Regions from separate parts of the Homo sapiens genome. Here region 1 is linked to region 2. A link is a contact called in ENCODE Hi-C or POLR2A ChIA-PET data. All regions are on one chromosome and are shown on one strand. The core of a region is the stretch at or near the end of the contact, and the rest is flanking DNA. Distances in the headings are between cores, read along the strand shown.

Evidence for each region. A loop is a pair of places that touch in the nucleus more often than their neighbours do. ChIA-PET counts read pairs that join two places held with the same protein, here RNA polymerase II (POLR2A).
Region 1: a loop to region 2 is called in a map of PC-9, with 6 times the contacts of the local background. The contact joins the promoter of FAM174B here to the enhancer-like site in region 2. A Hi-C loop is called at or near these places in 1 of 168 maps with a recorded cell type or tissue (PC-9). POLR2A ChIA-PET finds 5 or more read pairs at or near these places in 1 of 52 experiments (PC-9).

Annotation. Positions count from the first base shown.
Region 1 is chr15:92,653,383-92,658,523 of GRCh38, forward strand. It overlaps FAM174B (family with sequence similarity 174 member B), which reads right to left and starts at 2,393. Exons shown (of 3, transcript NM_207446.3): 1 at 1,934-2,393. The coding sequence starts at 2,277. RefSeq lists silencers at 1,770-1,839, 1,890-1,939, 2,040-2,239, 2,520-2,569.
Region 2 is chr15:91,454,043-91,458,652 of GRCh38, forward strand. All of the region lies in intron 2 of LOC107984778 (a long non-coding RNA gene), which reads right to left. Among named protein-coding and RNA genes, the nearest start is that of CRAT37, 7.0 kb to the right of the region's middle. Within about 2 kb of position 2,954, at least 5 of the 41 ENCODE cell types and tissues checked have a DNase peak (open chromatin) inside an H3K27ac peak, as active enhancers do; they include PC-9, where a contact is called at or near this core.

The sequences.
Region 1 (5,141 bases), core at 1,143-3,642, 1.2 Mb after region 2:
TCTAAAAAAAATACACAGCCTTGTGGACTCCAGGGCCTATTTTGAGCTAAATGTTTCAAACCTCCAGACTCAGAGCTGCTCTAGGCATTAACCTTCACTCCAACTGAACAATCAGGAAGTCCGTAGATGACAATGGCACCTCTGCTGAATGGCAGGCCCGCATCGGGCATGGAGACACGAAGATGAACTGGACTTCCCAACCTCAAGGGCCCTCTGCTGAGTGCAGAAGCCAGCATGGCATGGTTGGACTGAAGGATGCACAGATTAGGGATGAGGAGGTCAGAAAATAGTGACAGCCTCATTCAAATGTCCAGGAAAACTATACAGAGGAAGGAGGATGGGAGCTGGGCCTTGGTGGCTGCACGCACTTGTAGAATATAGAGGCAAGAATTAGGCTAGAAGCGGGAAACCACAGAGCATAAGGAGCAAGTGACAAGGTACTAGGCTCAGAAGCGCTGGTTGATGTCTGCGTTGCAGACGGGGGCCAGCTTGCAAGGGCCCCAAATGCCACACCCAGGTATTGCCATGCCTAGGTAGTGGCCACAGAGAGCTGCTAGAGTTTGTAAACAGAGGATTGAGGCCAGTGGGTAGAGTGGGAAGAAGACAGGAGCATTTCAACCCAGAGAACATCAAGGAGACCAGCAGAGTGAGGAACGATGTGGCCTGAGACAAGGCAGGGAATGGTGAGGTGAGCGTGGGACCATACTTCCCCTTTCTCCATTTTCTCAGACCACTGGCATCTAATCCTACAGACACAGAAGAAAACACCTGGACTCAAAGTCACACACAACTGACAGCAAAGCTCAATACATAGATGGCTCCTAACTCTGCCTTTTCCTGGTCTGGTTTCTGCTGTTGCACTGAAAATGCTACCAGGAGAGCAAGCCCTGAAGCCCAACCTGCCACAGCTGATCAAACACCAAAGCACTGTGTGTACGCTTGGAAGCAGAGGGAGGCAGCAGTGAACAGCTGACACACACACCCAGACTTCCAGGCGGGCCTCAGTAACAGGACAGGTTTGGTTCATTTCCTGCAAAAACAGGATTTCCCAGGCATTAAAGGAAATGTCCTTGCATTCCTCTTAGCCCTGTCCACCAGGATGGACAGGGATCAAGGACCTGGGACATCCTTCCTAATTTACCAGACACTTTATCCCTGAACGTGAGCAACCTACAAAAGGCTCTCCAAGATCCCTCATGCCCCTGTGAATGTTCATCTAGCGCAACTTAGGCAGGAGCCTAGGAAAGCCGTCTGTGTCCCCCACCAACAGAAAATAAGGGAGGCCACCAAGGGTCGCCTAGAATCCTGAAGCTCAGCTCCAACCCCTGGTGCAAAGCACCCCTCCAGCGTAATTCTGGAGGCAATTCTACTACCCCCCACACTAGAAACTGCTTCTTTCAGTAGCAAAAAAAAAAAAAAGAAGAAGAAGAAGAAGAAGAAAAAGTAGGCGGGGCGTGAGGGAGCTGCAGATGGTAGAAGGGAGAGGGAGTAGCGAGATTAAAGTTAGACAGGCCTGGGTTCAAGTCCTACCTCCACCACTGAGTTTACCTTAGATGAGCCATTTTGCCTCTCTGAAAATGTTTTCCTCATCTGTGAAATGATTATAAAAATAAATTATGGGAAACGCTGTCAGAATTCAGAGCGCTATTGTTAGTGTTCAGCATTAGCAGAAAGCCAACAAATGGGAACCACATATTTATTTTATATATATAGTTAAAGAGAGGAAAGAAAATTCCTAAAACATGTACCAGGAAAATCCAGACGAGCACACCCCGGCCCCCCACCCACTCTCCCGGGCAGGGCAGGAGGCACACGGCTGGCTGGGGCGCACCAGGGCACCTGTGCGTGCAGGTGGGGCGGGCGCGCGGCGACAGCAGGTTGGCGATGCCGCCCTGTCGGCCGGCGGGGGAAGGAAGAGGGCGGGAGGGCCCACCTGAAGACGCGCAGCAGCAGGCAGGCGATGAGGAGGGTGGTAAAGGCGAACGCCACGATCACGGCTGCCTTGAGGGTGGGTAGGTCGCGGAGGAGGATGGAAATGCGGGTCACCAAGGCGTCGCCACTGCTGTTGGAGCTGGAGCTGCCGCTGCCGCCCGCCGCCCCAGACCCAAACCGGGTGGTGTTCCCGGGCCCCGGGCCGGGCGGTGGCCGCGACTCGCGCTCGGGTTCGGGCCACGGCGCGGAGACGGACTCGGCTCTGCTGGCGCGGGCGGCGGGAGCGGCCAGGAGCGCGAGCAGCAGCAGCGGCAGGAGCGGGGCGGGCAGCGGCACGGCGCGCATAGTGCGGTGGGTCGGCACAGGATCGGGCAGGGCGCGCGCGGCTGAGCTCCAGGATCCGCACCAGCACGGAGGCCTGCACCGGGGGATCCTGCGGCGGAGGCGGCTGCGCGGTGCTTGGCAGGAAGCTGCGGCGCCCGGAAGAGCCCGCGCCACCGCCGCCGCCACCACCAACACGTTGCAAGGAGTCATTCGACGGGCCGCGGCCCCACGTGGGCGGGGCAGGCCACCCGGCCTGGGTCCCGGCTGCGCTCCGCTCGCCCGCGACCCCAATTCCTCGGGACTTGAGACCCCGTGGTGAAGCAGCAACTGCCACGATGACACTTGGGCTGGCCCTGTGTTACACGTTTCACGTGTTTTATTTATTTCATTTAATTCTACAACCCCCTTTGAAGACAGGTATTCTGTTACCCACATTTGATAGCTGACTTGGCACCCAAAGAGCCAGCTCACAGCAACCCACATTGTGTCAGACTAAGAATCAAAAACTATGGGACCTAGAAGTAGACTCCCATCTTGCAGATCAAAAACTGAAGCCGACAGTGAAGTGGTTGCCTGATGTCCTATGCAACGCATAATTTCAGTATCTCCCCTAATTTCCCTCTTTCTCAAAAGGGGTTTCTTATTTCATGCGCCTCTGCTTACGAACCGGACTGGGATGTGAATCTCTGCCTCTCATACCTTTGTTGTGGAACACCAGTTGGTGTGGTTAATGCCCCCCTGCCTGGCTGAAGTTTCTCCGGGGAATAATTGGCTTGCTGCCTCTGGTTTGTAAGCTAAATGATGCTTAGGTGGAGAAAGACAATTAAGGAAGTTCTAGTGGGAGGCCCAAAGGTGGAAACTGATGGGGACACAGAGCCCCTACCTGAAGTACTAGGAGCCATTCCCAGGGCTTCAGGGTTCCCCTTTTACACTGCAGATGGGTCCTGGCAGGAAGCTTTTCGGTGGTGGGTAAACAGTTAAATACACATGACATGACAAGGTCCCAGGGACCTTAAACAGCCCATTTCTGGTCCTGCTGGAAAAAGAGACAAATATAGTACAGTGTATTAGTTGTCTACTGCAGCATAACAAATTGCCCTAAAACCTAGCTGCTTAAAACAACATGCATTTAGTATCTCACAGTCTGTGGGTCAGGAAACTGACCATAGGTTACCTGGGTTCTCTGCTTCAGAGCCTCTCCCAAAGGTGCAATCAAGGTGTCAGCTGGGGCTGGGGTCTCCTCTGAAGGCTCAACTGGGGAAGGATCTGCTTCCAAGCTCAATCAGCATTTTTTGGCCAGATTCAGCCCTGCACTGGCTGTTGGACTGGAGCCTCAGTTTCCTTGGGGCAGTTGGCCAGAGGTTGCCCTCAGTTCCTTGGCATGGGGCCCTTCCAACATAGCAACTTGCTTCATCAAAGTATGCAAGTCAAGATAGCAATAGAAAGAGTCACCTACCAAGACAGAAGTCACTGTCTTATGAAACCTCATCACAGAAGTGACATTCTCACACCTTTGTCATATTCTATCAGTTAGAAGCAAGTCACAGGTTTTATCCACACTCAAGGAGAAGGAATTACACAACAGTATGAATATCAGGAAGCAGGGATCATTGGGGCCATCCTAGAAGCTGCCTGCCACCTACAGTGTAATTCATTTTGATCTGGGGGGATGGACAACAATCAGATTATCAGAAGTCATCATCCAGAAGGTACTTCTGAAATGCATGTTAAATATGCATTCCATGTTAAATATGCCCCAGTGATAAGAGATATGGATAGATCACATGATTTAGGTCTCTTCTAACTCTGAAATATCACCTTCTGGTATGTTAAAAATGTTGCATTAGTAGAGAGTCAACATCATCATATCAGTATGATAGAATATATAAAAGTAAGTTTTTAAAGAAACACCTCTGATTCCATGATTTTGGAGAACTGTTCTCCAAGGCATAAACCTCAGCTATCACAGCCTCTTATTTTTGTACTTATCAGAAATTCCTGCACGATACAGCAAAGAGGTCCTGGGCTTTGAGCCTCTTAGCCAGGATGAAAGGTTTGACCACTGAATGGCCTTGGCCAAGTATTTAACCACTGAATACCAGGTTTTTAATATCTGAAATAGGCTGGGCGTGGTGGCTACGCCTGTAATCCCAGCACTTTGGGAGGCCAAGGTAAGTGGATCACCTGAGGTCAGGAGTTCGAGACCATGGTGAAACCCCGTCTCTACTAAAAATAAAAATTAGCTGGGTGTGGTGGTGCATATCTGTATTCCCAGCTATTCGGGAGGCTGAGGCAGGAGAATCGCTTGAACCCGGGAGGCAGAGGTTGCGGTGAGCCAAGATCGCGCCATTGCACTCCAATCTGGGCAACAAAAGCAAAACTCTGTCTCAAAAAAAAAAAAAAAATCTGAAGTAGGGACAAATAGTACCCAGCTCAAGGCCACTGGAAGCTTCCATAGGACAGAGAAAATATTAGTGCTGTTTTCCTTATTTTGCCACAATTTGTGGACTGATGGTCTACATCAGTCATTAAACAATGCTTGATTGTTTAATGCTAACATCAAGAATGTAGAAAGCATAAATGTTAGACTTTTTTCATAACGTGAAACTTTAGAATCTTTCCTTCTAATCATTTGCTTACTTAAAAATTGCCCTCAATTAGAGTTCTTTAAAAACATTTTAATTCAAATAACCATAAACAAGGACATTTTTAACATGGTAAACGGGCAACAAAACCAAATCTGGTTGATTTCAGAGAAGGGGAGATTATTGGAAGCATGTCATGTTGCTTCCAGAATTGACTGTAAGCCAAAGCAGAAGTTCTAACAGTGGGATTTGTGGACTCCTGGGGTCTCTGAGACCCTTTCAGGGAATCTTCAAAGTGAA
Region 2 (4,610 bases), core at 1,704-4,203:
CATTTATTCCAGGGTATAGTTTAAATCCATTTTTTTTGTTGACTTTCTGTCTTGATGACCTGTCTAGTGCTGTCAGTGGAGTATTGAAGTCCCCCACTATTATTTTGTTGCTGTCTATTTCATTCCTTAGGTCTAGTAGTAAATTTGGGAGCTTCAGTGTTAGATGCATATATATTTAGGATTGTGATATTTTCCTGTTGGACAAGGCCTTGTATCATTACATAATGATGTCCTTCTTTGTCTTTTTTAACTGCTGTTGCTTTAAAGTTTGCTTTGCCTGATATAAGAATAGCTACCCCTGCTTGCTTTTGGTGTGCATTTGTATGGAATATCTTTTTCCACCCCTTTAAGTTTATGTGAGTCCTTAAGTGTTAGGTGAGTCTCTTGAAGGCAGCAGATGGTTGGTGAATTCTTATTCATTCTGCAATTCTGTTATCTTTTAAGTGGTGCATTTAGGCCATTTATATTCAATGTTAGTATTGAGATGTGAGGCACTATTCCATTCATCATGCTATTTGTTGCCTGTATACTTTTTTTTTAATCTTTAATTGTATTTTTGTTTTATAGGTCCTGTGTGATTTATGCTTTAAAGAGGTACTGTTTTGATGTGTTTCCAGGATTTGTTTCAAGATTTAGAGCTCCTTTTAGCATTCTTGTAGTGCTGGCTTGGTGTAGTGGCAAATTCTCTCCGCATTTGTTTCTCTGAAAAAGACTGTATCTTTCCTGCATTTATGAAGCTTAGTTTTGCTGGATACAAAATTCTTGGCTGATAATTGTTTTGTTTAAGGAAGCTGAAGATAGGGCTCCAGTACCTTCTAGCTTGTAGGGTTTCTGCTGATAAATCTGCTGTTAATCTGATAGATTCTCCTTCATATGTTACCTGGTGCTTTTCCTCACAGCTCTTAAGATTCTTTCCTTCATCTTAACTTTAGATAACCTGATGACAATGTGCCTAGGTTATGATCTTTTTGTGGTGAATTTCCCAGGTGTTCTTTGAGTTTCTTGTATTTGGATGTCTAGGTCTCTAGCAAGGCCAGGGAAGTTTTCCTTGATTATTCCAACAAATATGTTTTCCAGACTTTTAGATTTCTCTACTTCCTCAGGATTGCCGATTATTTTTAGGTTTGGTTGTTTGAAAGAATCTTAGACTTCTTGGAGCCTTTGTTCATATTTTCTTATTCTTTTTTCTTTGTCTTGTTGGATTGGGTTAATTAAAATCCTTGTCTTCAAGCTCTGAAGTTCTTTCTTCTGCTCATTTGATTGCATTGCTGAGACTTTCCAGAGCATTCTGCATTTCTATAAGTGCATCCATTGTTTCCTGAAGTTTTGATTGTTTTTTATTTATGCTATTTCACTGAAGATCTCTCCCCTCATTTCTTGTATCATTTTAAAAAATTTCCTTAAATTGGGCTTTGCCTTTCTCTGGTGGCTCCCTGATTAGCCTAATAACTGACTCTCTGAATTCTTTTTTCAGGTAAATCAGGGATTTCTTCTTGGTTTGGATCCATTGCTGGTGACCTGGAGTGATTTTTTTTGGGGGTGTTAAAGAGCCTTGTTTTGTCATATAACCACGGTTGGTTTTCTGGTTTCTTCTCATTTGGGTAGACTGTGTCAGAGGGAAGGTCTAGGGCTCAAGGCTGTTGTTCAGATTCTTTTGTCCCATGGGATGTTCCCTTGATGTAGTACTTTCTCTTTTCCTAGGGATTTGCCTTCCTGAGAGCAAAGCTGTAGTGATTGTAATCTGTCTTCTGGATCTAGCCACCCATCAGGTCAACCAGGCTCTGGGCTGGTACTGGGGTTGTCTATACAGAGTCCTGTGATGTGAACCATCTGTGGGTCTCTCAGCTGTGGATACCAGCATCTGCTCTGGTGGAGTTGGCAGGGGGGTGAAATGGACTCTGTGAGGGTCCTTAATTTCGGTTGTTAATGCACTATTTTTGTGCTGGTTGGCCTCCTGCAGGGAGGTGGCACTTTCAAGAAAGCATCAGCTGTGGTAGTATAGGGAGGATCAGGTGGTGGGCAGGGCCCTAGAACTCCCCAGAGTATAAGTCCTTTGTCTTCAGCTCCAGCGTGGGTAGAAAGGACCATCAGGTGGGGGCAAGGCTAGGTGTGTCTGAGCCCAGACTCTCCTTATGGGAGGGTGTTGCTGTGGCTGCTGTGGGGGATGGGAGTGTGGTTCCCAGGTCAATAGAGTTATGTTCCTAGGAGGATTATAGCTGCCTCTGCTGTGTCATGTAGGTTGTCAGGGAGGTCGGGGAAAGCCAGCAGTCACAGGCCTCACCCAGCTCCCATGCAAGCCAAAAGGATGATCTCACTTTCACTGTACCCACCCCCCAACAGCACCGAGTCTGTTTCCAGGCAGTGGGTGAGCAGGGCTGAGAACTAGCTCCAGGCTACTCACCTCCCAGCTATGAAAGTAAGTAGGGCTTTCATGCTTCCCCACCTGTGGAGTCTGCACACAGGATTCATGCCCTCCCTTGAGTTCTGGCCAGGAGATTTCTCATGCGGTTGGAATTATTACAAAGTTCAGCTGGAGGTTTCCTTCTCCTTGTGGCCTTTTCCCAGTCCTTTTCTGGCAGTCCTCCCCAAGGCCCCCTGTGAGGCAAGGCGGAAATGGCTACCCAGGGGACGCAGAGAGCCCACGGGGCTTTTCCCGCTGCTTCCTCTACTCCTGTATTTCGCTTGGCTCTCTAAATTGACTCAGCTCCAGGTTAGATCAGAATCTTCTTCCGTGTTGTAGACCTTCAGGTTCCTTAGTGAGCATGTGTGTTCAGAGGCAGAAGATCCCCCTTTCTCACTTCCAGAGTTTGGGCAGTCACGGTATTTGGGGTGTCTCCTGGGTCCTGCAGGAGCAATTTGCTTCCTTCAGAGGGTCCGTGGGTTCTCTTGGCTTTCCTGAATTATTTCTGCAGTAGTTCTGGAGCAAAAGTTTACAATGCGAGACTACACACACTGCTCTGTCCATCTGAGTGGGAGCTGCAATCTAGTCCTGCCTCTCGTCTGCCATGACCTTCTCAAAAAAACCGATTAATACATTTCATTTGCCTCTGCTCCAAGCCCTTGGTAACCACCATTCTAGTCTTTGATTTTAAGAATTTGACCATTTTAGATGACTCATGGAGGTGGAATCATGTAGTACTTGTCTTTTTGTGTGTAACTTATTTCACTTAGCATAATGTCCTCAATGTTCATCCATGTTGTTGCATATTGCAGAATTTTTCACTTTTTAAAAGCTGAATAGTATTTCATTGTATGTATATACCACAATTTCTTTATCCATTCATCTGTCAGTGAACATATGGGTCCTTTCCTTATCTTGGCTATTGTGAATTTCTTACTCACTGCGATAAACACGGATGTGATAATATCTCTTTTTTAGATCCTGATTTCAATTATTTCAGATATATACCCAAAAATGAGATGGCTGAATCATGTGGTAGTTTTATTTTTATCTCTTTGAGGAACCTCCACACTGTTTTCCATAGCGGCTGTATCATTTTGCAGTCCCACCAACAGCATACACTGGTTTCAGTTTCTCCATATCCTTGCCCACACTTGTTTTTTGTTTAATTTAATTTTTAATTGACAAATTTATATATATTTTTGGTGTACAACATGATGTTTTGATATATGTACACATTGTGGAATGGCTAAATTGAGCTAATTAACATATGCCCTACCTCATATGTTTACCTTTTTTTTTTTTTTTTGTGGTGAGAATGCTTACATTCTACTCTTAGCAATTTTCCGGTGTATAATAACTATAGTCACCATGATAGGCAATAGATCTCTACGACTTATTCCTCCCATCTAACTGAAATTTTGTGTTCTTTGACTAACATCTCTCCAATCCTCTAACCCCCAGTCTCTTTTTCTACTCTCTTTTTCTATTTGTTCAACTTTTTAAGATTCTACATGTAGGTGAGATTGTGTGGTATTTGTATTTCTGTTCCTGACTTGTTTTACTGAACATAATGTCCTCCACATTCATCTGTGTTGTCTCAAGTGACAGAATGCTTTTTTTTTTTTTTTTTTGGTAATAGCCGTCCCGACAATTGTGAGGTATGATATCTTTATAATCAACAATAATGTATTGTATGCCTACAATTTTTTAAGAGGATAGGTCTCACGTTAAGTGCCCTTACGGCAATAAAAAAATATTTCAAAGAAAAGTGACATGTAAATCAGCCCTTGCATGAGATTCTGAGCATCTTTAGGTGGTTTTCTCTGTGTTCTTTGCAGTGCTGAGCAGAATGCCTTTCACATACAAAGGCTCAGGAGGCATTGCCTTCCACCCGTTCCTTTAGAAGTCCTCCATGTGAATTTCTCATGCCTCTTGGAGGCTGCAGTTAAGCAAAGTCTCCATCTAAAGAAACATTCAGGGAGAAAAAGTGGGTATATTGGAAAGAGCAAGGGTTGAAGTCACACGGATCTGGACCGAAATCCTGACTTCGTCATATACCAGCTAGGTGACCTTGGCAGATAATAACCTCTCGGAGCCTCACCATTTTTAGAATAAAATTCAGGAAAATTGAGGGTTGTTGTAAGGATTAAAGGAGGGTAACATATGTAAAGCCTCTCATATTAAATCAATGTTTGTGTCCTGTCTG